Regions from separate parts of the Homo sapiens genome. Here region 1 is linked to region 2. Evidence: read pairs that join two places in POLR2A ChIA-PET (ENCODE). Cell type or tissue: PC-9. All regions are shown on one strand. Links, peaks and the distances in the headings refer to the core of each region. The heading gives the core; the rest is flanking DNA. Region 1 has its middle 8.4 kb from the start of MIR1281. Region 2 has its middle 56 kb from the start of RBX1.

Region 1 (12,366 bases), core at 4,367-12,366, 77 kb after region 2:
ATCCTGGTTCACATGGTGAAACCCCCGTCTCTACTAAAAATACAAAAAATTAGCCAGGCATGGTGGCAGGCACCTATAATCCCAGCTACTCAGGAGGGTGAGGCAGGAGAATCGCTTGAACCTGGGAGGCGGAGGTTGCAGTGAGCCGAGATCAAGCCACTGCACTCCAGCCTGGGCAACAAAGCAAGACTCTGTCTCAAAAATAAATAAATAAATAAATAAATAAAATAATTCAGCTCCTAGGCTGTCTCCTAGAGGAACATCAACATTTCCAGGGCATGGTAGTTACACCATCACCTTTGTGTGAACCTCTGTGTTAACTTCCACTACAAAATTCTGTCATTGGGCCAGGTGCGGTGGCTCACGCCTGTAATCCCAGCACTTTGGGAGGCTGAGGCGGGCGGATCACGAGGTTAGGAGATCGAGACCAGCCTGGCCAACATGGTGAAACCCCGTCTCTACTAAAAACACAAAAATTATCTGGGTGTGGTGGCGCATGCCTGTAATCCCAGCTACTCGGGAGGCTGAGGCAGGAGAATCGTTTGAACCCAGGAGGCAGTGGTTGCAGGGAGCCGAGATCATGCCACTGCACTCCAGCCTGGTGACAGAGGAATACTCTGTCTGAAAAAAAAAATACTGTCATTGATCTATTGTTTTATTGTGTTTACATTTCTGTTTCACTAGATAGTAAGACCCTCAAGGACATGGACTGAGTCTGATTTTCCTGTGGTCTTGTTTGTCCAGCTGTCCATGCATGATCTCCATATGGGCATCCCACAGGCACATCACCATGCCCACTGCTGAACTCATCTGAAGCACTCTCTGAATGTCCATACATCACCCAAGCCTCTATCATTGCGTCTCCCACATGAGCTTGCTGTTTCCTATTTATGAGTCTGACTCTCCTACTAGGTAGTGAACAACTGAAGACAGAAACCAGGTGAGTTTCATTTGTTCTTCTATCCCTGCTGCCCAACACAGTGCCTGCCACATAGAGGTTAATTCATGTTCATTGAACTGAACCAGATATTTGTATCTTCAGGGCCAGTTACCTAAGAAATGCTCAAGACCTGTTTGTTACATTACATTCTAGAAAAGATGCTTCTCCCAAAGCCTTCTGCCCACCCTCCTTCTCTGGCAGGCTTGGATTAACACTGAGAGCCAATAGTTTGTCACATAGCAACAATAGTAAAGAATGAGCTACTGCCGAATAGAGCAGATGCTTGCCTGCTCCAGAGAGCAGAGCAGAGCTATTTTGAGATCCTTTAGGTAGAGTCACAGTCTGATAGGTCCACCCATTGTGGCTACAGTTACCACACATGGCATCAGCTTAGGGGGTACAAGGCATCAAAAAAATCTTATTTGCATATCAGTTTCTTTTGCCATCCTTTGGAGAATCCTTTTAGAATATAAAGGACTAGGCCGGGTACGGTGGCTCATGCCTGTAATCCGCGCACTTTGGGAGGCAGAGGCAGGCAGATCAACTGAGGTCGGGAGTTTGAGACCAGCCTGACCAACATGGAGAAACCCTGTCTCTACTAAAAATACAAAAAAATTAGCTAGGTATCGTGGCACATGCCTGTAATCCCAGCTACTTGGGAGGCTGAGGCAGGAAAATTGCTTGAGCCTGGGAGGCGGAGGTTGCGGTGAGCCGAGATCATGCCATTGCACTCCAGACTGGGCAACAAGAGTGAAACCATGTCTCAAAAAAAAAAAAAAAAAAAAAAGGAAAAAAAAAAGAATATAAAGGACCAAATTTTAGGTATTTTTTTATAATTTTCTAATTATGAAGTCAATTGGGCTTTTGTTTATAATACTGTTAACATTTTAATATTCCACTGAATTACTGTACAGATGTGCTAATTGATAGATAAGATGACCACATATTCTAGGGCCGGGCGTGGTGGCTCACACCTGTAATCCCAGCACTTTGGGAGCCCAAGGCGGGTGGATAACCTGAGGTCAGGAGCTCAAGATCAGCCTGGCCAACGTGGTGAAACCCTGTCTCTACTAAAAATACAAAAATTAGCTGGGCATGGTGGTGCATGCCTGTAGTCCTAGCTGCTCAGGAGGCTGAGGCAGAAGAATCGCTTAAACCCGGGAGGCAGAGGTAGCAGTGAACTGAGATCGCACCACTGCACTCCAGCCTGGGTGACAGAGTGAGACTCTGTCTCAAAAAAAAAAAAATGACCACATATTCCAAAATAGGACCCAGGTGTCCTATATTCCAAAAGGCAGGACCCAGGTGTCAGCCCAAACTTCCCAGCATCATACCCATGGCCCTCTGTTGTCTGGCTGGGCCCACCTTTTCAGTGTCCTCTCCTGCCTGGGCACATGATGCTTTACCCATGGTGAGCAGCATTCAGGCACCAATGTGACAGGTGCTTATGCTCATGCATTATCCATCTATGTTTGCCTTGAGGGAGCCCCACCACTCTGGCCAGTAACTATTTATTTCTACAAGCTTCTCTCCAAGTAGATGGTGTGTCACCAGGACAGGAACAGTGTGTACTCCATCTTTGAATTCCTAGTACCCAGCACAGTGCTGGGCGCAGAGAAGAGGCTTCATAAGGGTTGGGTTGGGGTATAAAGAGTGCAAGTTCTGGCCAGGCATAGGGGCCCATGCCTGTAATTCCAGCACTTTGGGAGGCTGAGGCAGAAGGATGGCTTGAGGCCAGAAGTTCGAGACCAGCCTGGGTAACACAGCGAGACCCCGTCACTACAAAAAATACAAAAATTTTGCTGGGTGCAGTGGCTCACGCCTGTAATCCCAGCACTTTGGGAGGCTGAGGTGGGCAGATCGCTTGAACCCAGGAGCTCAAGACCAGCCTGGGCAACATGGAGGTCTAAAGCAAGTGAAATGTCCTTCATTAATGAGTACAAAGACTTACTCTCCCTCTGGTTTAAAGTCTCTGCTAAAAACAGAAAAATAAGCTGGGCATGGTGGTGCAGACCTGTAATCCTAGCTACTCGGGAGGCTGAGGTGGGAAGATCAGCTGAGCCGGGGACTTGGAGGTTGCAATGAACCAGCATCGTGCCACTGCACTCCAGCCTGAGCCACAGAATGAAACACTGTCTCAAAAAAAAAAAAATTAGCTGGGTATGGCACTGCACATCTGCAGTGAGGCTGAGTGGGAAGGATCACTTGAGCCCAGGAATTGGAGGCTGCAGTGAGGCAGGATCGCACCACTGCACTCTAGTCTGGGCAACAGAGTGAGATCCTGTCTCTATAAAAACAATTTCTTTTTTTAAAGAGTGCAAGATCCTTGGTTACCTCTGGTTCCGCTGGTGCATTTCATTCCTGATGGTGGCACAATCATGCCTAATGATATGGAAAGTCACAAGTTCTGTGGCTGTTTTTGTGGGTTTGCCACTCTGTTTTTAAATTCTATGGAAAAGATATTGTGTGCATGTGAGTGTGTGTTTGTGAGCATGTTTATGTATAGAACTTCCCTCTTTCTTTATTCATTCAATAAACACTCATTGGCTATGTATTCTAACCCAGTTCCTGTCCTAGGTGCTAAGGTCTTGAGGAAGCATAAGACCTGCCTCCTGCCCAAAGAAAGTAGTAAGGGTTCTGTAGAAAGAGTCCTGGATATCATGCTGGAAGACCTCCATTCCAACCTTCCTTTTGCTTCAGTTTGGGGCCTCATGAAGGACATTTCATTTCCTTTAGAGCTCGTTTCCCAGAGTAAACACTTACTCTATTTCTGGTGTAATTATAAAGAATCCAGTCAAGCTATCTGAGATTCCAGAAGACAGAGAGGTTGACTGGCACCCTGATGGACAAGTAAGCTAGATCAAGTCCTTTTCAGGGCCAGAAAGCCCTTGTGGCTGTAGTAGCATAGATGAGGTTGGGGCAGGTGGGGATCCACTAACCCTGACCAGATTCACAAATCGATGGTATGTATTCATCTGAACGATAAGTTTGGGTTGAGTCCCTCTTCATCAGGTCTTAAATTAGGAGCTGGGAAAGAGAGATGGACGACATGGTCGCCTTCCCTGCTGTGCAGGAAAGGCTGACAAGGACCCAGGCAACTATAATATGGTGTGTAATGTAGGTGATTCAAAAGTACAGGATAGGCTGGGAATGGTGGCTCACACCTATAATCCCAGCACTTTGGGAGGCTGAGGCAGGAGGATCGCTTGAGGCCAGGAGTTCGAGACCAGCCTGGACAACATACTGAGAGCTGTCTCTATTAAAATAATAATAATAGCCAGGCACGGTGGCTCATGCCTGTAATCCCAGCACTTTGGGAGGCTGAGGCAGGTGGATCATGAGGTCAGGAGATCTAGACCATCCTGGCTAACATGGTGAAACCCTGTCTCTAATAAAAATACAAAAAAAATAGCCAGGCATGGTGGCAGGCGCCTGTTGTCTCAGCTACTGGGGAGGCTGAGGCAGGAGAATGGTGTGAACCCGGGAGGCGGAGCTTGCAGTGAGCCAAGATCGTGCCACTGCATTCCAGCCTGGGCGACAGAGGGAGACTCCATCTCAATAAATAAATAAATAAATAAATGAACAAATAAAAAATAATAATAACAAAAGAAGGCCAGGCACAGTGGTCATGCCTGTAATCCAAGCACTCTGGGAGGCTGAGGCAGGAGGATCTCCTGAGGTCAGGAGTTGGAGACCAGACTGGCCAACATGGTGAAACCCCATCTCTACTAAAAATACAAAAATTAGCTGGGCATGGTGGTGGGCCCCTGTAATCCCAGCTACTCGGGAGGCTGAGGCAGGAGAATTGCTTGAACCCGGTAAGCAGAGGTTGTAGTGAGCTGAGATCGTGCCACTGCACTCCAGCCTGGGTGACAGAGTGAGACTCTGTCTCAAAAAATAAAAATAAAAAAGGCTGGGCACGGTGGCTCTAGCCTGTAATCCCAGCACTTTGGGAGGCCGAGGGGGATGGATCATGAGGTCAGGAGATCAAGAGCATCATGGCTAATATGGTGAAACCCCATCTCTACTGAAAATACAAAAAAATTAGCTGGGCATGGTGGCATGCACCTGTAGTCCCAGCTACTTGGGAGGCTGAGGCAGGAGAATCACTTGAACCAGGGAGTCAGAGGTTGTAGTGAGCTGAGATTGCGCCACTGTACTCCAGCCTGGGCAACAGAGTGAGACTCCGTCTCAAAAAATAAAGAAATTAATTAATTTAAAAAATTAAAAAATAATTAAATAATTAAAAATAAATAAATAATAAAATAAGTACAGGGTATTTGCCAGAGAGGGCACAAGAGGAGTGTGTAACTAGGGCTCAGAGGGATCGGGGTGGGGGGGTGCTTTATAGAAAAAGGAATATGTTAGTCGAGACCTGCAGGGTGATCAGGAATTTGTGGGTAAAGAAAGGATTGCAGTGGTGTTTCAGACAGGAGTATATGTGTGTGAATGTCCCAACAACAGAGAGAGCATGGCACCAGAAGAATAGAAATAATTCCACTTGGCTGCCGGGAGGGAAGTTCAGAGAAATAAGGTAGGTAAGCATGTACCATTCCCTGCAATTGAAACTTTATCCTAACAGCAAAGAGGAACCATTGAAGGTGTTTTTGTTTTTGTTTTTTGAGACGGAGTATCGCTCTGTTACCCAGGCTGGAGTTCAGTGGTATGATCTCAGCTCACTGCAACCTCTGTCTCCCAGGTTCAAGCAATTCTCCTGTCTCAGCCTCCTGAGTAGCTAGGACTACAGGTGCACGGCACCATGCTGACTAACTTTTTTTTTTTTTTTGTATTGTAGTAGAGACGGGGTTTCACTGTGTTGCCCAGGCTGGTCTCGAACTCCTGAGCTCAAGCAATCCACCCACCTCGGCCTCCCAAAGTGCTAGGATTACAGGCATGATCCACTGCACCCGGCCTGAATGTTATTTTAGAAAAAATACTTTCTAGTTTTGACTTCAAACATCATAAAAATTTGTAACGTACAATGAACACTCCCCATAACACTTCTCTCACCCCAGTACTGCTAACAGTTTGGTGCATATTCCATCAGCTTCTAACCCTTTATTTATTTATTTATTTATTTTTATTTTATTTTATTTTTTTGAGACAGAGTCTTGCTTTGTTGCCCAGGCTGGAGTGCAGTGGCGCGATCTCGGCTCACTGCACGCTCCGCCTCCCGGGTTCACGCCATTCTCCTGCCTCAGCCTCCCAAGTAGCTGGTACTATAGGCACATGCCACCATGCCCAGATAATTTTTTGTATTTTTAGTAGAGATGGGGTTTCACCTGTGTTAGCCAGGATGGTCTCGATCTCCTGACCTCGTGATCCTCCTGCCTCAGCCTCCCAAAGTGCTGGGATTACAGATGTGAGCCACCGTGCCTGGCCCTAACCCTTTATTTATTTATTTATTTATTTATTTATTTATTTATTTAATTTTTTTTTGATTTTTATTATTATTTTTTGAGACAGAGTCTCGCCGTGTTGCCCAGGTTGGAGTGCAGTGGCACAATCTCAGGTCACCACAACCTCTGCCTCTCGGGTCCAAGTGATTCTCCTTCATCAGCCTCCCGAGTAGCTGGGACTACAGGCACGCACCACCATGCAGGGCTAATTTTTGTATTTTAGTGGAGACGGGGTTTCACTATGTTGGCCAGGCTGGTCTCAAACTCCTGACCTCATGATCCTCCGGCCTCAGCCTCCCAAAGTGCTGGGATTACAGGCATTAGCCACCATGCCCGGTCTAACCCATTATTATTAATAATTATATTTGTAAAAATAGAGACATTCTATACCTACTATTTACCAATATGCTTTTTGTCCTTAGTAATACATAGACATCTTTCTATGGTAGTATATATCTGCCTACTCATTTTCAATTGACTGCATAATATCCCATCATTGTAAGACTGTTCCATAGTTTTTGTTGTTGTTGTCTAGCTGTGATAAAATCTATGGTACGTAGGCCATGCGCGGTGGCTCACGCCTGTAATCCCCGCACTTTGGCAGGCTGAGGCGGGTGGATCACCTGAGGTCAGGAGTTCAAGACCAGCCTGGCAAACATGGTGAAATCCCATCTCTATAAAAAATACAAAAATTAGCTGGGCATGGTGGTGCACACTTGCAGTGCCAGGTACTTGGGAGGCTGAGGCACAAGAATCACTTGAACCCAGGAGGTGGATGTTGCAGTGAGCGGAGACTGCACCACTGCACTCCAGCTGGGCAACAGAGTGAGACTCTGTGTCAAAAAGAATATATACATATATTATTCCCACAGTGCTGGGATTACAGGAGTGATCTATTTTTCTTTTCTTTTTTTTTGAAACAGGGTCTCACTCTGTCGCCCAGGCTGGAGTGCAGTGGTATGATCTCTCAGCTCATTGCAACCTCCACCTCCTGGGTTCAAGCAATTCTTGTACCTTGGCCTCCAGAGTAGCTGGGATTACAGGCATGTGCCACCATGGCCAGCTAACTTTTTTGTATTTTTAGTAATATATATATATATATATATATATATATATATATATATATATAATCCCTGTAATCCCAGCCCTTTGGGATTTTTATATATTTTATATATATGTTTTATATATATATACATAACATGTATAGAGAGAAAGAAAGAACATAAAATTTATCATTTTTACCATTTAAAAAAACTTTAGTAAGTTCTCATGAAATACACATATATAAAATTTATGGTCTTAACCTTTTTTTCGTTTTTTTTTTTTTTTTTTTTTTGAGACAGAGCCTCTCTCTGTCACCCAGGCTGGAATATAGTGGAGGCATGATCACGGCTCACTGCAGCCTTGACCTCCCAGGCTCAGGTGATCCTCTCATCTCAGCCTCCTGAGTAGCTGGGACCACAGGTGTACACCATCATGCCTGACTAACTTTTTTTTTTAAATGTTTGTAGAGACAGGGTGGGGGGCGTCTCACCCCGTTGCTCAGGCTGGTCTCGAACTCCTAGACTCAAGGGATCCTCCAGCATTGGCCTCCTAAAGTGTTGGGATTACAGGCATGAGCCACCATACCTGCTTCCTCTTAACCATTTTTTAGTGCACAGTTCAGTGGCATTAAGTACACGAAACTGTTGTACAGCCAACACCAGCATGCATCTGCAAAACTTTCTCATCTGCTCAAAGGGAAACTTTGTACTTATTAAATAGATCTTCCCATTCCCTTCTGTCCCCAGCCCCTGGCAACCACTGTTCTACTTTCTGTCTCTATGAATTTGGCTACTGTAGACACCTCATATAAGGAGAATCATATCCATTGTTTGTTTGTTTTTTAACCATTCGCCTACATACAGGCTGTTAGTTTGTTTCCCTTTGTTGGGGAAGGTGAAGAGGAGGGACTATTACACTGCTGCAGGGAACATTCTCACATCTTTGTACACTTGTAGAATGTGTCCTAGATTCTGGGATTTTCAAAGGCTATAAACATTCAGTATGAACCTAAAAGTTTGTACCACGCTCTATTTCCACTAACAGTGTATGAAAGCCCAAATTCTCCACTTCCTTGCCAATATTGGCTATTAAAATATTTTTCTTTTTCTATTTTTCTTTTTTTTTTTTTTGAGACAGAGTCTCACTGTGTTGCCTACGCTGGAGTGCAGTGGCACAATTGTGGCTCACTGCAACCTCCACCTCCTGGGTTCAAGCAATTCTCTGCCTCAGCCTCCCTCCCGAGTACCTAGGATTACAGGCGCCCACCACCACACCCGGCTAATTTTTGTATTTTTATTTTTTGAGACGGAGTCTTGCTCTGTGGCCCAGGCTGGAGTGCAGTGGCGCCGTCTCAGCTCACTGCAAGCTCCGCCTCCCGGGTTCACGCCATTCTCCTGCCTCAGCCTCCAGAGTAGCTGGGACTACAGGCGCCTGCCACCAGGCCCGGCTAATTTTTTTGTGTTTTTATCAGGGACGGGGTTTCACCGTGTTAGCCAGGATGGTCTCGATCTCCTGACCTCGTGATCCGCCCACCGCGGCCTCCCAAAGTGCTGGGATTACAGGTGTGAGCCACCGCTCCGGGCCTAATTTTTGTATTTTTAATAGAGACAGGGTTTCACCATCTTGGCCAGGCTTGTCTTGAACTCCTGACCTCAGGTGATCCACCTGCCTTGGCTTCCCACAGTGCTGGGATTACAGGCGTGATCTATTTTTCTTTTCTTTTTTTTGAAACAGGGTCTTACTCTGTCGCCCAGGTTGGAGTGCAGTGGTATGATCTCTCAGCTCACTACAACCTCCACCTCCTGGGTTCAAGCAATTCTTGTACCTTGGCCTCCGGAGTAGCTGGGATTACAGGTGTGTGCCACCATGTCCAGCTAACTTTTTTGTATTTTTAGTAGAGACGGAGTTTTGCTATGTGGGCCAGGCTGGTCTCAAACTCCTGACCTCTAGTGATCTGCCCGCCTCAGCTTCCAAAATGCTGGCATTACATGCGTGAGCCACCATACCCAGCTTCAATTCTGCTGTTCTGAAGCCATCTTAAGAGTCACCTTGATTGTCTTTGTGTGATCCATATTTTCTTGCCATCAGCCACTTCCAACATGGCCAATTTCAGGTTCAGGGTCCTGGGGAAAGGCCAGAGGAGCACATCTCAAGAAGATGCCCCAAGCATCAGAGTTCTGCATGTACAGCAGAGCCGGGGGCCATGGCCTCTGATTTCTTTTGGTTGAATTTTCTCATGGGATGTTCCTCAGATCTCCTTCAATCCACTTCTTATATCTAGTCCTACAGTATTTTTGGCCAGGTGGGCAAGGTATGTTTGAATGCTGCTTTGATTCAAGCTGGATCCTGTGTAAAACTAAGCAAATCTTTTTCCTAAAGTTTACAGAAACTCTTTAAAAAGAAAAAAAAAAAAGCTGGGTGCGGTGGCTCACGCCTATAATCCCAGCACTTTGAGAGTCCAAGGCAGGCGGATCACGAGGTCAGGAGTTCGAGACCAGCCCAGTCAACATGGTGAAACCCCATCTCTACTAAAGATACAAAAAATTAGCCAGCGTGGTGGCGCAAGCCTGTAATCCAAGCTATTCGGGAGGCTGAGACAGCAGAATTGCTTAAACCTGGTAGGCGGAGGTTGCAGTGACCCGAGATCGCACCACTGCACTCCAGCCTGGGTGACAGGGCGAGACTCTGTCTCAAAAAAAAAAAGAAAAGAAAAGAAAAGAAAAGAAAAAGAGGCCAGGCTCGGTGGCTCATGTCTGTAATCCCTGCTACTAGGGATACTAGGGAGGCTGAGTCAGGAGAATTGCTTGAACCTGGGAAGCAGAGGCTGCAGTGAGCCAAGATCATGCCACTGCACTCCAGCCTGGGCAACAGAGTGAGACTCTGTCTCATAAGAAAAAAAAGAAACTCTTAAAAAAAAAAAAACCAGCTGGGGCCAGGTACAGTGGCTCATTCCTGTAACAGCACTTTGGGAGGCCAAGGTGTGTGGATCAACTGAGGTGAGGAGTTTGAGACCAGCCTGGCATGGTGAAACCCCGTCTCTACTAAAAATACACAAAATTAGCTGGGTCCGTGGTGGTGCATGCCTGTAATCCCAGCTACCAGGGAGGCTGAGGCGGAAGAATCACTTAAACCTGGGAGGCAGAGGTTGCAGTGAGCGGAGATCATGCCACTGCACTACAGCTTGGGTGACAGAGCAAGGCTCTGTCTCAAAAAAACAAGAAAACAAACAAACAAAAACAGGCCGGGTGCAGTGGCTCACGCCTGTCATCCCAGCACTTTGGGAGGCCAAGGCGGGCAGATCACGAGGTCAACAGATCTAAACCATCCTGACCAAAATGGTGAAACCCCATCTCTACTAAAAATACAAAAATTAGCTGGATGTGGTGGCGCACACCTGTAGTCCCAGCTACTCGGGAGGCTGAGGCAGGAGAATCACTTGAACCCAGGAGGCAGAGGTTGCAGTGAGCTGAGATGGCGCCATTGCACTCCAACCTGGCAACAGAGCCAGACTCCGTCTCAAAAAAAAAAACAAAAAAAAAAAACTGGGCAAGCAATCTCCCACCAGGAAATGACAGAGCAAGTTTCCAGGTGTCCTCCACATTTCTCATTTCTTTGCTTTGTTTTTTAAAATATTTATTTATTTATTTTAAGAGACAGGATCTCTCACTCTATTGCCCAGGCTGTAGTGCAGTGGCATGATTACACCTCACTGCAGCCTCGACTTCCCAGGCTGAAGTGATTCTCCCATTTCAGTATCTGGAGTAGCTGGACTACAGGTGCTGTGTACACCACCGCGCCTAAGTAATTTTTTTTTTTTAACTTTTGTAGAGATGGGGAATAGGGGGGTCTCTTTATGTTTGCTGGGCTCAAGCGATCCTCCCACCCTCGTCTCCTGAAACGTTGGGATTACAGGCATGAGACACTGTGCCCGACCAACATTCTTTCCTTTGTACTCCTTAGTCTGAATATGGGTATAAACTATTAAAAATAACAAAATTATCCCTGAAGGCCAATCTTGATCTCACTCCTACACATTGAATTCATCCTGTAACAACTTTAAGATAAAGAAGTTCTGTCCTTTTCAATTTGCCTGCTTTTTTTTTTTTTTTGAGACGGAGTCTCGCTCTTTCGCCCAGGCCAGAGTGCAGTGGCGCGATCTCGGCTCACTGCAAGCTCCACCTCCCGGGTTCACGCCATTCTCCTGCCTCAGCCTCCCGAGTAGCTGGGACTACAGGTGCCCGCCACCGTGCCCGGCTAATTTTTTGTATTTTTAGTAGAGACGGGGTTTCACCGTGTTAACCAGGATGGTCTCGATCTCCTGACCTCGTGATCCGCCCGCCTTGGCCTCCCAAAGTGCTGGGATTACAGGCGTGAGCCACCGCACCTGGCCTTTTTTTTTTTTTTTGAGACAGAGTCTCGCTCTGTCGCACAGGCTGGAGTGCAGTGGGCGATCTCTGCTCACTGCAGGCTCTGCCTCCCAGGTTCACGCCATTCTCCTGCCTCAGCCTCCCGAGTAGCTAGGACTACAGGTGCCCGCCACCACGCCCAGCTAATTTTTTTGTGTGTGTTTTTAGTAGAGACGGGGTTTCACCGTGTTGGCCAGGATGGTCTCAATCTCCTGACCTCCTGATCCGCCCTCCTCGGCCTCCCAAAGTGCTGGGATTACAAGCGTGAGCCACCACGCCCGGTTCAATTTGCCTGCTTTTCTACTGCAGTTTGGGTGATCTAGGCCTGATCATTAGAGGACAGATTCCATCCCTGTCAGCAACTTCAATTGCTCCATTAGGATCTTCACTCTTATGTTCTTATTTATTCATCCCAACATTAATTTAAAAAACAAACAGAAACAATATAAAAAAAAAAACAAAGAAAATCCAACAATTTGCAAATACCAGCTACGGAGCATGAGATATGAAATAAAAGAAAAAAAATTTTTTTTTCTTTGGGACAGAGTTTTGCTCTTGTCGCCCAGGCTGGAGTGCA
Region 2 (11,579 bases), core at 2,986-10,985:
CAGGTCCACTGTTTTTGTCCTGGATTGCCTGCAGCTGTTATTTCTAAAAGTTCTAAAAGTTCAGTTACCATGACAACTATGTGAAAGCCCCAGAACATCTATCAACTTTGAACAGAGTGAATCTGGATGGAGGTGCGGCAGAGTGGGAAGAGCAAGGTGTGACTCATTCATTCATTAAATGCCTCTTTTTTTTTTTTTTTTTTTTCTTCTGAGATAGGGCTTGGCTTTGTAGCCCAGGCTAGAGTGCAGTGGTGTAATCAAGGCTCACTGCAGCCTCAACCTCCTGGGCTCAAGCCATCCTCCCACCTCAATCTCCCGATACTTTTTTTTTTTTTGAGATGGAGTCTCGCTCTGTCACCCAGGCTGGAGTGCAGTGGTGTGATCTCGGCTCACTGCAACCTCCGCCCCCTAGGTTCAAGCGATTCTCCTGCCTCAGCCTCCCGAGTAGCTGGGATTACAGGCGCGCTGTAATTTTTGTATTTTTAGTAGAGACGGGGTTTCACCATCTTGGCCAGGCTGGTCTTGAACTCCTGACCTCATGATCCACCCGCCTCGGCCTCCCAAAGTGCTGGGATCACAGGCATGAGCCACAGCATCCGGCAAATCTCCCGATATTAAATGAGTTTTGAACACTCCTCAGTATCAGGCACTGGGGATACATAGATGAGCATGGCAGATAAGGGCTCAGGAAGAACTGTAGATTGTTGAAGAGTCAGGTTTTGTTTTGTTTTGTTTGTTTGTTTTTTGAGATGGAGTCTCGCTTTGTCACCCAGGCTAGAATGCAGTGGCGCAATCTCGGCTCACTGCAACCTCCGCCCCCAGGGTTCAAGCTATTCTCCTGCCTCAGCCTCCTGAGTAGCTGGGATTACAGGCACACGCCACCACGCCAGGCTGATTTTTGTATATTTAGTAGTGACAGATTTTCACCATGTTGGCCAGGCTGGTCTCGAATGCCTGACCTCGTGATCCACCCGCCTCAGCCTCCCAAAGTGCTGGAATTACAGGTGTGAGCCACCACGCCCAGCTGTAGGCCTATATTTTAATAGTATCTCTGCCTTTTAGTAGCTTGGTGATATCGGCCACTCACTAAGCTTCTCTGAATCTCATGAGCAGAATGGGGTTACTAACACCTCCTTTGCAGGGTGAGGCTCTGGATTTAGGGCACGTGCTATAGAAATGTTAGTTTCCTTCCTCCTAACCCTGGCTCAGCCATTTACTGGCTCTGTGGCCTGGGAGAAGGTCTTTACCTTCTTGGAGCTTCTGTTTCCTCATAGGTATCTCTAAAGTCGCTTCTACACCTGGGAGCCTTGGGCCCTGATGGGTTAAATATGGAAGCTCTGAGAAGCCAGGTTGGCTGCTCCAGCTCCTTCCTTCCCAACCAAAACAAACCCGGAAGTACAGGTTCTTTCTGATGACAGCAACCCCCAGCCACAGGTTTTCCAGGGCTGGGCTAATTTCAGACGAGAATCCCGTGCTTGTCAGACCAGATTTCCTGCTTTGGGACTTGGGAAATCCAGTTGCCTTAAACTGACCTTTCTCTGGGCCACTCTTCTTGTACCAGGTGGAGAACCTGTAGCAAAAAAAAAAAAACTGGTCACAGTCCGTAGACCCACGGCCTCGTAGAGAACGGCAGTGGGAGTCACGACATCGTGCTGGGTCCCAGGGACCTGGTGTTAAGTTCTCCATGGAGCTTTCTGTTTTTCTTTCTTTCTTTTTATAATTGAGGTGAAATTCACATAACAGAAAGTTAATCATTTTTAAGTGTACAGTGGCCAGGTATGGTAGCTCAAACCTGTAATACCAGCACTTTGGGAGGCTGAGTGGAGAGGATCGCTTGAGCTCGGGGTGAGACCCCATCACTATTGTTTTTTTTTTTTTTTTTTTTTTTTTTGAGATGGAGTCTCGCTCTGTTGCCCAGGCTGGAGTGCAATGGCGCAATCTCAGTTCAGTGCAGCCTCCACCTCCCAGGTTCAAGTGATTCTCCTACCTCAGCCTCCCAAGTAGCTAGGACTATAGGACTACAGGAGCCCGCTACAACACCCAGCTAATTTTTGTATTTTTAGTAAAGTAAGGGTTTCATCATGTTGGCTAGGCTGGTCTCAAACTCCTGACCTCAGGTGATCCACCCGCCCCGGCCTCCTAAAGTGCTGGGATTACAGGCGTGAGCCACTGTGCCCCGCCCTCCATCACTATTAAAATAAATAAATAAATAAATAAAAGTGTACAGTTCAGAATCAGTATATTCACAGTATACCCCATACTCATTAAGCACTCACTCTTCATTCCCCCGTCGCTACCCCCAGGCAACCACAAATCTGCTTTCTGTCTCTATGGATTTCCCTATTCTGGACACTTCATGTGAATGGGATCACAAAATATGTGACCTTTTGTGATGCGTCATTCACTTAGCATAATGGTATTTTGTTTTTTGTGAGACAGGGTCTCATTCTGTTGTCCAGGCTGGAGTGTAGTGGCACAATTTCAGCTCACTGTAGCCTCAACCTCCCGGGCTCAAGTGATCCTTCTACCTCAGCCTCCCAAGTAGCTGAGGCTAAAGGTGTGTGCCACCATCCCTGGCTAATCTTTGTATTTTTTTGTATTTTTTCACCGTGTTTCCCAGGCTGGTCTCAAACACCTGAGCTCAAGCAATCCTCCTGCCTCAGCCTCCCAGAGTGCTGGGATTATAGGCATGTACCACCGTGCCTAGCCAGCATAATGTTTTTGAGGTGCATCAACAATTTGTTATGGAGCAGGCCTTCGTTCCTCTTAATGTCTGAATAATAGTCCATTGCATGGGTACACGTCACATTTTATATAGCCCTTCACCAGGTGATGGACATTTGGGTGGTTTCCACCTTTGGCTGTCACGAATAGTGCTGCTATGAACATTCCTGTACAAGTATTTGTTTGGTTTTTTGGTTTTTGTTTTTGTTTTTTTGAGACACAGTCTCGTTCTGTCGACCAGGCTGGAATGCAGTGGCACGATCTTGGCTCACTACAACCTCCGCCTCCTGGGTTCAAGCGATTTTCCTGCCTCCGCCTCCCGAGTAGCTGGGATTACAGGCGCCCGGCACCATGCCCAGCTAATTTTTTTGCATTTTTAGTAGAGAGGGGGATTTCACCATGTTGGCCAGGCTGGTCTCCAACTCCTGACCTCAGGTGATCCATCTGCCTCGGCCTCCCAAAGTGCTAGGATTACAGGCATGAGCCACCATGCCCAGCCTACAAGTATTTGAATACCTGTTTTCAATTATTTTGGTTATATACTCTCCATAGAATTTTAATTCCCTCAAGCTGGGAGAATCATCCCTGCCCTGCCTTACTCTTGGGCTGGTGTGAGGATCAAGTATGACAGTGGAGAAAAAATAGTCGTAGCAGTGCTAACAACTCCACGGCCTGATCCTGAATATCCAACTGCCCGTTAGATATATTCACGTGCATGTTTAACTGGGATCTATATCTCTTTTTTTTTTTAAGATGGAGTCTTGCTCTGTTGCCCAGGCTAGAGTGCAGTGGCACGATCTCGGCTCACTGCAACCTCCACCTCCTGGGTTTAAGCAATTCTCCTGCCTCAGCCTCCCAAGTAGCTGGGATTACAGGCGCCCACAACCACGCCTGGCTAATGTTTATATTTTTAGTAGAGATGGGGTTTCACCATCTTGGCCAGGCTGGTCTCAAACTCCTAACCTCAAGATCCACCCACCTCAGCCTCCCAGAGTGCTGGGATTACAGATGTGAGCCACCACACCTGGCCAGCATCTGTATCTTAATACATCCAAAATTGAGCTCCAGGCCAGGCACAGTGGCTCACACTTGTAATCCCAGCACTTTGGGAGGCAAAAACAGATGGATCACTTGAGGCCAGGAGTTCAAGACCAGCCTGGCCAACACAGTGAAATCCCGTCTCTACCAAAAAATAAAAAAATTAGCTGGACCTGGTAGCACACACCTGTAATCCCAGATACTCGGGAGGCTGAAGCAAGAGAATCACTTGAATTTGGGAGGCAGAGATTACAGTGAGCCGAGATCACACCGCTGCACTCCAGCCTGGGCAGTGACAGAGAGAGACTGTCTCAATAAAACAAACAACAACAACAACAAAAACAGAAAAAAATTGAGCCCCTGATTACCCCACTCCCAAACCTCTTTCATGTCCAGCCTAGCCCGTTTCAGTTGGTGGCAACTCATTCCTTACATTTTTCAGACTCAAAACCCTCCAGCCATCCTTGGCTCTCTCTCATACTACACATCCAACCCCTCAGGAAATAAAGCTATATATATATATCCAGAATCCGGAAGCTGAGGCAGGAGCCTCAGGAGCCTCGCTTGAGCAGGAACCTTAGGAGGCAGGAGGCTTACTTGAGCCCAGGAGTTCCAGGCTGCAGTGAGCTATGATTGCACCACTGCACTCTAGCCTGGGTTACAGACTGAGACCTTGTCTCAAAAAAAAATATATATATATGTGTGTGTGTGTGTGTGTGTGTGTGTGTGTGTGTGTGTGTGTGTGTATCCAGAATCCAACCATTTGTCACCACCACTGCTACCCCCTTGGCACCTAGTACTGAATTCTCTCTGCCCCTCTCTCCCCTTGTTCTTTACAGTCTATGCTCATCCAGGCAGCTGGGGTTAGCCTTTATTTTAATAATCTAAAGCTGGGAGTGGTGGCTCATGCCTGTAATCCCAGCTCTTTGGGTGGCCAAAGCAGGTGGATCACTTGAGGCCAGGAGTTCAAGACCAGCCTGGCCAACATAGCGAAACCCTTCTCTCCAAAAAATATAAAAAATTAACCAGGCATGGTGGCATGCTCCTGTAATCCCAGCTACTTGGGAGGCTGAGGCACAAGAATTGCTTGGGCCTGGGAGGCAGAGGTTTCAGTGAACCAAGATTGCACCACTGCACTCCAGCCTGGGTGACAGAGCAAGATTCCATCTCAAAAAAAATTATTATTATTATTATTTTTTTGACACAGGGTCTCACTCTGTCACCCAGGCTAGAGTACAGTGGCACAATCATAGCTCACTGCAGCATTAAACTCCTGGACTCAGGTGATCCACCCACTTCAAATTCCCCAATAGCTGGGACTACAGGTGCACATTACCATGCCCAGCTAATTTTCAAAAAATTTTTTGTAGAGATGAGGGTCTCGCTGTGTTGCCCAGGCTGGTCTTGAACTCCTGGCCTCAAGCAATCCTCCCACCTCAGCCTCCCAAAGTGTTGGGATTACAGGCATAAGCCACCATGCCCAGCCCCTGAGTTACATTTTAAAGGCTAACCCAGCCTGGGTGACAGAGCAATACCCTGTCTCTGAAAATAATAAAAGAAGAAAAGACTAATAACCCAAAATGTAAGTTAGATTGTGTTGTTTCTATGCTCAAAGCCCTGCCGTAGCTTCTCTTTACTTGGCTGGTGATGACCTACGTGATATGGCCACTTTACCTCTGACTTCATCCCTGTCACTTTCCCTAGCTCACTCCACTCCATCCACCCCACCTAAAGAATTTCACACTGGCCTGCTCCTTCTGTGCAAATACCCTTTCCTGAGATATGGCACATCTGTCTCCCTTCCTGCCAGTCTTTCTTTTTATTTTTTTATTTATTTTTATTTTTATTTTTGAGATGGAGTTTCGCTCTTGTCACCCAGGCTGGAGTGCAGTGGCATGATCTTGGCTCACCACAACCTCCGCCTCCTGGGTTCAAGCAATTCTCCTGCCTCAGCCTCCTGAGTAGCTGGGATTACAGGTGTGCGCCACCACACTCGGCTAATTTTGTATTTTTAGTAGAGACGGGGTTTCTCCTTGTTGGTCAGAATGGTCTCAAACTCCCAATCTCAGGTGATCTGCCTGCCTTTGCCTCCCAAAGTGCTGGGATGCCATGTGAGCCACCGTGCCCAGCCTATTATTAATTTTTTGAGATAGAGTCTCATTCTGTCACCAGGCTGGAGTGCTTGGTGCAATTTCCACTCATTGCAACCTCCTGGACTCAAGCGATTCTCTTGCCTCAGCCTCCTGAGTAGCTGGGACTACAGGTGCACACCACCACACCCAGCTAATTTTTGTATTTTTAGTAGTGATGGGGTTTCACCATGTTAGCCAGGCTGGTCTCGAACTCCTGACCTCAAGTGATCCACCCGCCTTGGTCTCCCAAAGTGCTGGGACTGCAGGCATGAGCCACCATGCCTGACCCCAGTGTCACTTTCTAATGCGGCCTTCTAATAGGGCCACCCTATTTAAAATGACAACCCAATCCATCCTTCTTCCTCTGCATCCCCTCCCCCACTCTATTTTCTTCTTCCATAACATCTTTCACCTTCCAATGATACTTCATTTACTCTTTCCTTGTGTTTATTGTCCCTCTCCCTGGCCTGAACAGAAACCCCATGACAGAAGGGTCTTGGCATGTTTTGTCCAGTGCCTAGAAAGGACCCTGCATGTAGTAGGCACTTGATACATATTTGTTGAATTAGTAAACAATACTACTAACAATGATGTTGGCCGGGTGTGGTGGCTCATGCCTATAATCCCAGCACTTTGGGAGGCCGAGGCAGGCAGATCACGAGGTCAGGAGATTGAGACCATCCTGGCTATCACGGTGAAAACCCATCTCTACTAAAAACAAAAAAAAATTAGCCGAGTGTGGTGGTGGGCGCCTATAGTTCCAGCTGCTGGGGAGGCTGAGGCAGGAGAATGGTGTCAACCCTTGAGGCGGAGCTTGCAGTGAGCCAACATCATGCCACTGCATTCCAGCCTGGGTGACAGAGCGAGACACTGTCTCAAAAAATAAATAAATAATAAATACATAAATAAAGTATCACAAAATATTTTTTAATTAAAAAATAAATACTGGTGACCATTTATTAAGCCCATTACCCACATGCTCTACAAGCATTCCATGTAAACCTCATAAGCAAGGTGGAATTTTTTTGCTTCCATTTTACAGTTAGGGAACCTAAGGCAGATGGTGTTTTAAGCGACTTGCCCAAATCAGCAGAGCTAGCTCCATAGCAGGGAAGGATTTGAGCCCAGGTTTTTAGTTGCCTTTGGAACTCTTGGTCTTTTCTACTTCGCTCAGTGTTCACTGTAGCTGCATGTAACATGGCTCACTCATTCATTCACTTGTTCATTTAGTAAATATTTCCCAAGCCTCCTCCATCCCTCCGCCACCCAAAATGCCAGGCCCTGTCCTGCACACTGGGGACCCATACATCCATGGGTCACGGACCTTGCCCCAGAGGAGCTCTGGTCCCACGGCCTGGGCAATAAGTGTCCCTGTGGGCTTCATTTTTGTTTTCTATTTTTTAAGAGACAGGGTCTTGCTCTGTTACCCAGGCTGGAGTATAGTGGTACCATCACAGCTCACTGCAGCCTCAAACTCCTGGGCTCAAGTGTTTCTCTTGCCTCAGCCTCCCAAGTAGCTGAGACTATAGGCATGCACCTCCACGCCTGGCTAAAGTTTTGTTTTGTTGGTTTTTTTTTTTTTTTTTTTTTTGAGCCTCTATGCCCCAGGCTCAAGCAATCCTGCCTATGTTGCTCAGGCTGACCTCACACTCCTGGGCTCAAGCCATCTTCCACCTCAGCCTCCCAAAGTGCTAGGGTTACATGCATGAGCCATCACATCTGGCTCCCACGGGGGGTTTTGTAAACTGAACAAAGGGAGCTCCCTTTCCCCAGCAATTCATCCCTGGAGTCCATATGAACCAATGTTCCTCATTTACAGCAGAAAAAGCAGCTTCCCATGCTCTAACCCCTGCCTGCTCCTCAGCTGAATGAGGCTGACAGGTGCACACCCTGCAGCATCCTGCACCTCACCAGGTAAACAGGCCTGAAAGAGGGAGGCCATGGGTGTGGGCACAGGCTCAGGGCCAAGCTGACCTCGCAAAGGCTGAGGGGCGGGAAGAACAGGAGGAAGTGTGGGCAATGGGGAGCTGCTGGGTCTGGAGCAATTACCATTGCCACATGGTGAAGACACCAGCCCAGAGGCTGACCTGGGGCTGAGCAGAGCCCAGCAGTAGGGTAGGAAGGGGCCCACCCTTGCTCCTCCAGCTCCCTTTTCTCCCCACCCCTCAACCCCAAACTCTGTCCCTCCTCCTCACTGCCCTGCTGTCAGTTCACCTCCTTTAACCCTTTCCTCCCGTGCCTCCCAAGGAAAAGGGGAAACTAACAGGCCAACTGATCTTCAACGGCCATGGAGCTTCGTTTCTTAAAAATTCATTAAGAGGCCAGGCGCAGTGGCTCATGCCTGTAATCCCAGCACTTTGGGAAGCCAATGGAGGTGGATCACTTGTGGTCAGGAGTTCGAGACCAGCCTGGTCAACATGGTGGAACCCCGTCCCTACAAAAAATACAAAAACGCGCTGGGCATGGTGGTGCATGCCTATAATCTCAGCTACTCGGGAGGCTGAGGCAAGAGAATCATTTGAACCTGGGAGGCGGAGGTTGCAGTGACCTGAGATTGCATCACTGCACTCCAGTCTGGGCGACAGAGGGAGATTCTGTCTCCAAAATATAATAATAATAATAATAATAATAAATAAATTCACTAAAGAAGACCAGGTGTCGTGGCTCATGCCTGTAATCCCAGCACTTTGGGAGGGTAAGGTGTGAGGATGGCTTGAATCCAGGAATTTGTGACCATTCTGGGTAATATAGAGAGACCCCATCTCTACAAAAAATTTAAAACTCAGCCAAGCGTGGTGGTGCCCACCTGTAGTCCCAGCTACTATGGAGGCTGAGGCAAGAGGATTGCTTGAGCCTGGGAGGTTGAGGATGCAGTGAGCCATGATTATGCCACTGCACTCCAACCTGGGCAAGAGAGTGAAATGCTGTCTCAAAAAAAAAAAAAAAATCACTAAGGAGTTGGTAATTGGGTTTGGAGTCTGACTAAACACACGCTCTTGGCCACACACCTGGGTTGCTTTCCTTCCATATATTCATTTAGTTCACACTCATTGTGTGCCAGACCCTCTGGCAGGTGCTGGCGTCCTGAGGAGCTCAGGGTCAGCTGGAGAAGCTGGAGAGGCTACGGTTAAACACAGTACAGCTCTGGGCCAGGAGGGGCTGCAGGGGTCCAGAGAAAGAAGTGAATGACAACGTCGTAATGACAATCCAGTCAAGCCCCAGGGGTCTGAAGTGGAGCTCATTAGACAATTCAAGTGCCTACCTTTTGCAGGACACTGTCTTTCAGAGGCATACAGGCTACTCTGATTGAGCCCTGATGTTATTCCCTGCCTAGAATCCAGGCTAGGTCTCATTGGAAGAGTGGTGTGGACAGCAGAGTGAAGTTTCTGTCATTGGAACTGTACAGCTGGGAGGTTTTAGAAAGGGCACGCTCCCTTCACCCCAAGAAAAAGAAAAGAAGGAAAGGGCACACCCATCATAGAGAGCAGCAAACTGAGTCACAAGAGGTGAGATTTGCTCACTCCCTTAGACCACAGGCTGTCTGGAGGCAAGATATCAGGCTTATCACCATGTTCGTAGCACCTGGGGCATAAAAGGCCTTAAAAAATTATCCAGAGGTAGAATATACATATATATATATTTATTTATTTTTGAGACAAGGTCTCGCTCTGTCACCCAGTCTGGAGTACAGTAGCACAATCCATGCTGACCGCAGCCTCAACCTCCAGGCAAAAGCGATCCTCCCACCTTGGCCTCCTGAGTAGCTGAGACTACAGGCAGGCACCACCATGCCTGGCTAATTTTTTAAAAATTTTTATAGAGACAGGGTAGAATATTTATTGATAGGGTAATATAGAAATGGGTTACTAAAAAGATATATGTTATCTAATCTAAATTTAAAAAAATACAGGCTGGGTGTGGTGGCTCACGCTTGTAATCCCAGCACTTTGGGAGGCCAAGATGGGTGGATCATGAGGTCAGGAGTTCAAGACCAGCCTGGCCAACATAGTGAAACCCCATCTCTACTAAAAATACAAAAATTAGCCAGGCATGGTGGTGCACCTGTGGTCCCAGCTACTCAGGAGGCTGAGGCAGGAGAATCACTTGAACCTGGGAGGTGGAGGTTGTGGTAAGCCTGGATTGCGCCACTGCACTTCAGCCTGCCTGGGCAACAGAATGAGGCTCTGTCTCAAAAAAAAAAAAAACAAAAACCATAGGCACATACACATATATTTTTAAAAGACAGACACTGGTAGACTACAAAATGTTGATGACTGTTATCTGTAACTTGTAGATTGCAGTTGTTTTTAAAAGACTTTTTAAGGCCGGGCACAGTGGCTCACGCCTGTAATCCCAGCACTTTGGGAGGCCGAGGCAGGCGGATCACGAAGTCAGGAGATCGAGACCATCCTGGCTAACATGGTGAAACCCCGTCTCTAGTAAAAATACAAAAAATTAGCCGGGCATGGTGGTGGGTGCCTGTAGTCCCAGCTACTCGGGAGGCTGAGGCAGGAGAGTGGCGTGAACCCGGGAGGCAGAGCTTGCAGTGAACCGAGATTGGGCCACTGCACTCCAGCCTGGGCGACACAGCAAGACTCCATCTCAAAAAAAAAAAAGACTTTTTATTAGGTAAAATTTGAACATGCACCAAAAAATAGAATCAGATGATGAATCTTGGCAGCTAGTCCCAACACCCATCAACCCATGGCTGATCATGCGCCATCCACACTCCATCCCTTTCCTTTGGAAATATTACATGGAAGTAAAGCCCACACCTCATATCCTTTCTTCTGTAAACATTTCAGTGTGCAGTGTGTATCTCTAAAACTCAGGCCTAAAAAACATACCTAACTACAGTACCATTGTAACAACTAAAAAGATATACAATTATTCCTTGATATCAAATGGTCTAGTCAGCGTTCAAATTTCCAATGGTCTCGTAAATGATATTAGATGTTTCTGTTTTGCAGTGGTTTTTTAGTTTTGTTTTTTTTTTTTTGACAGTCTTGCTCTGTTGCCCAGGCTGAAGTACAGTGGTGTGATCATGGCTCACTGCAGCCTCCAACTCCTGGGCTCAAGTGATCCTTCTGCCCCAGCCACCTGAGTAGCTGAGACTAACAGGTGTGTTCCACCATGCCTGGCTAATGTAGAGACAGGGTCTTGCCATGTTGCCCAGGGTGGTCTTGAATTCCTGGGCTCAAGCAATCTTCTCATCTCAGCCTCCCAAAGTGCTAGGATTACAAGTGTGAGTGACCACGCCCAGCCTGTTTTTGTTTTGTTTGGTTTAATCAAGATAAAAATAAGGACCAACCAGGCGTGGTGGCATATGCCTGTAGTCCCAGCTACTCGGGAGGCTGAGGCAGGAAGATTGTTTGAGCCCAGGAGGTTGAGGCTGCAGGGAGCCATGATCATACCACTGTACTTCAGCCTGGGCAACAGAGCAAGACCCTGTCAAAACAAACAAACAAACAAATAAACATAGCCGGGTGCAGTGGTTCACACCTGTAATCCCAGCACTTTGAGAGGCTGAGGCAGACGGATCACTTGAGGTCAGGAATTCGAGACCAGCCTGGCCAACATGGTGAAACCTCGTCTCTACTAAAAATACAAAAGTTAGCCAGGCATGGTGGTGCATGCCTGTAACCCCAGCTATTTGGGAGGCTGAGGCAGAAGAATCGCTTGAAC

What was found. ChIA-PET counts read pairs that join two places held together with the same protein. Peaks named below come from ENCODE experiments on the same cell type or tissue, not always from the same donor. Only the 100,000 strongest peaks of a DNase experiment are listed, where the experiment ranks them.
Region 1: POLR2A ChIA-PET joins it to region 2 with 11 read pairs; 10 of 35 experiments call an interaction of 5 or more read pairs at or near these places.

The regions. Positions count from the first base shown.
Region 1 is chr22:41,077,926-41,090,291 of GRCh38, forward strand. No RefSeq gene overlaps it. Among named protein-coding and RNA genes, the nearest start is that of MIR1281, 8.4 kb to the right of the region's middle. In PC-9, for the core only: no CTCF peak of the experiment used is centred there; no DNase peak of the experiment used is centred there.
Region 2 is chr22:41,001,811-41,013,389 of GRCh38, forward strand. No RefSeq gene overlaps it. Among named protein-coding and RNA genes, the nearest start is that of RBX1, 56 kb to the left of the region's middle. In PC-9, for the core only: no CTCF peak of the experiment used is centred there; DNase peaks (open chromatin) are centred at 7,561 and 7,851; H3K27ac peaks cover 1,277 bases.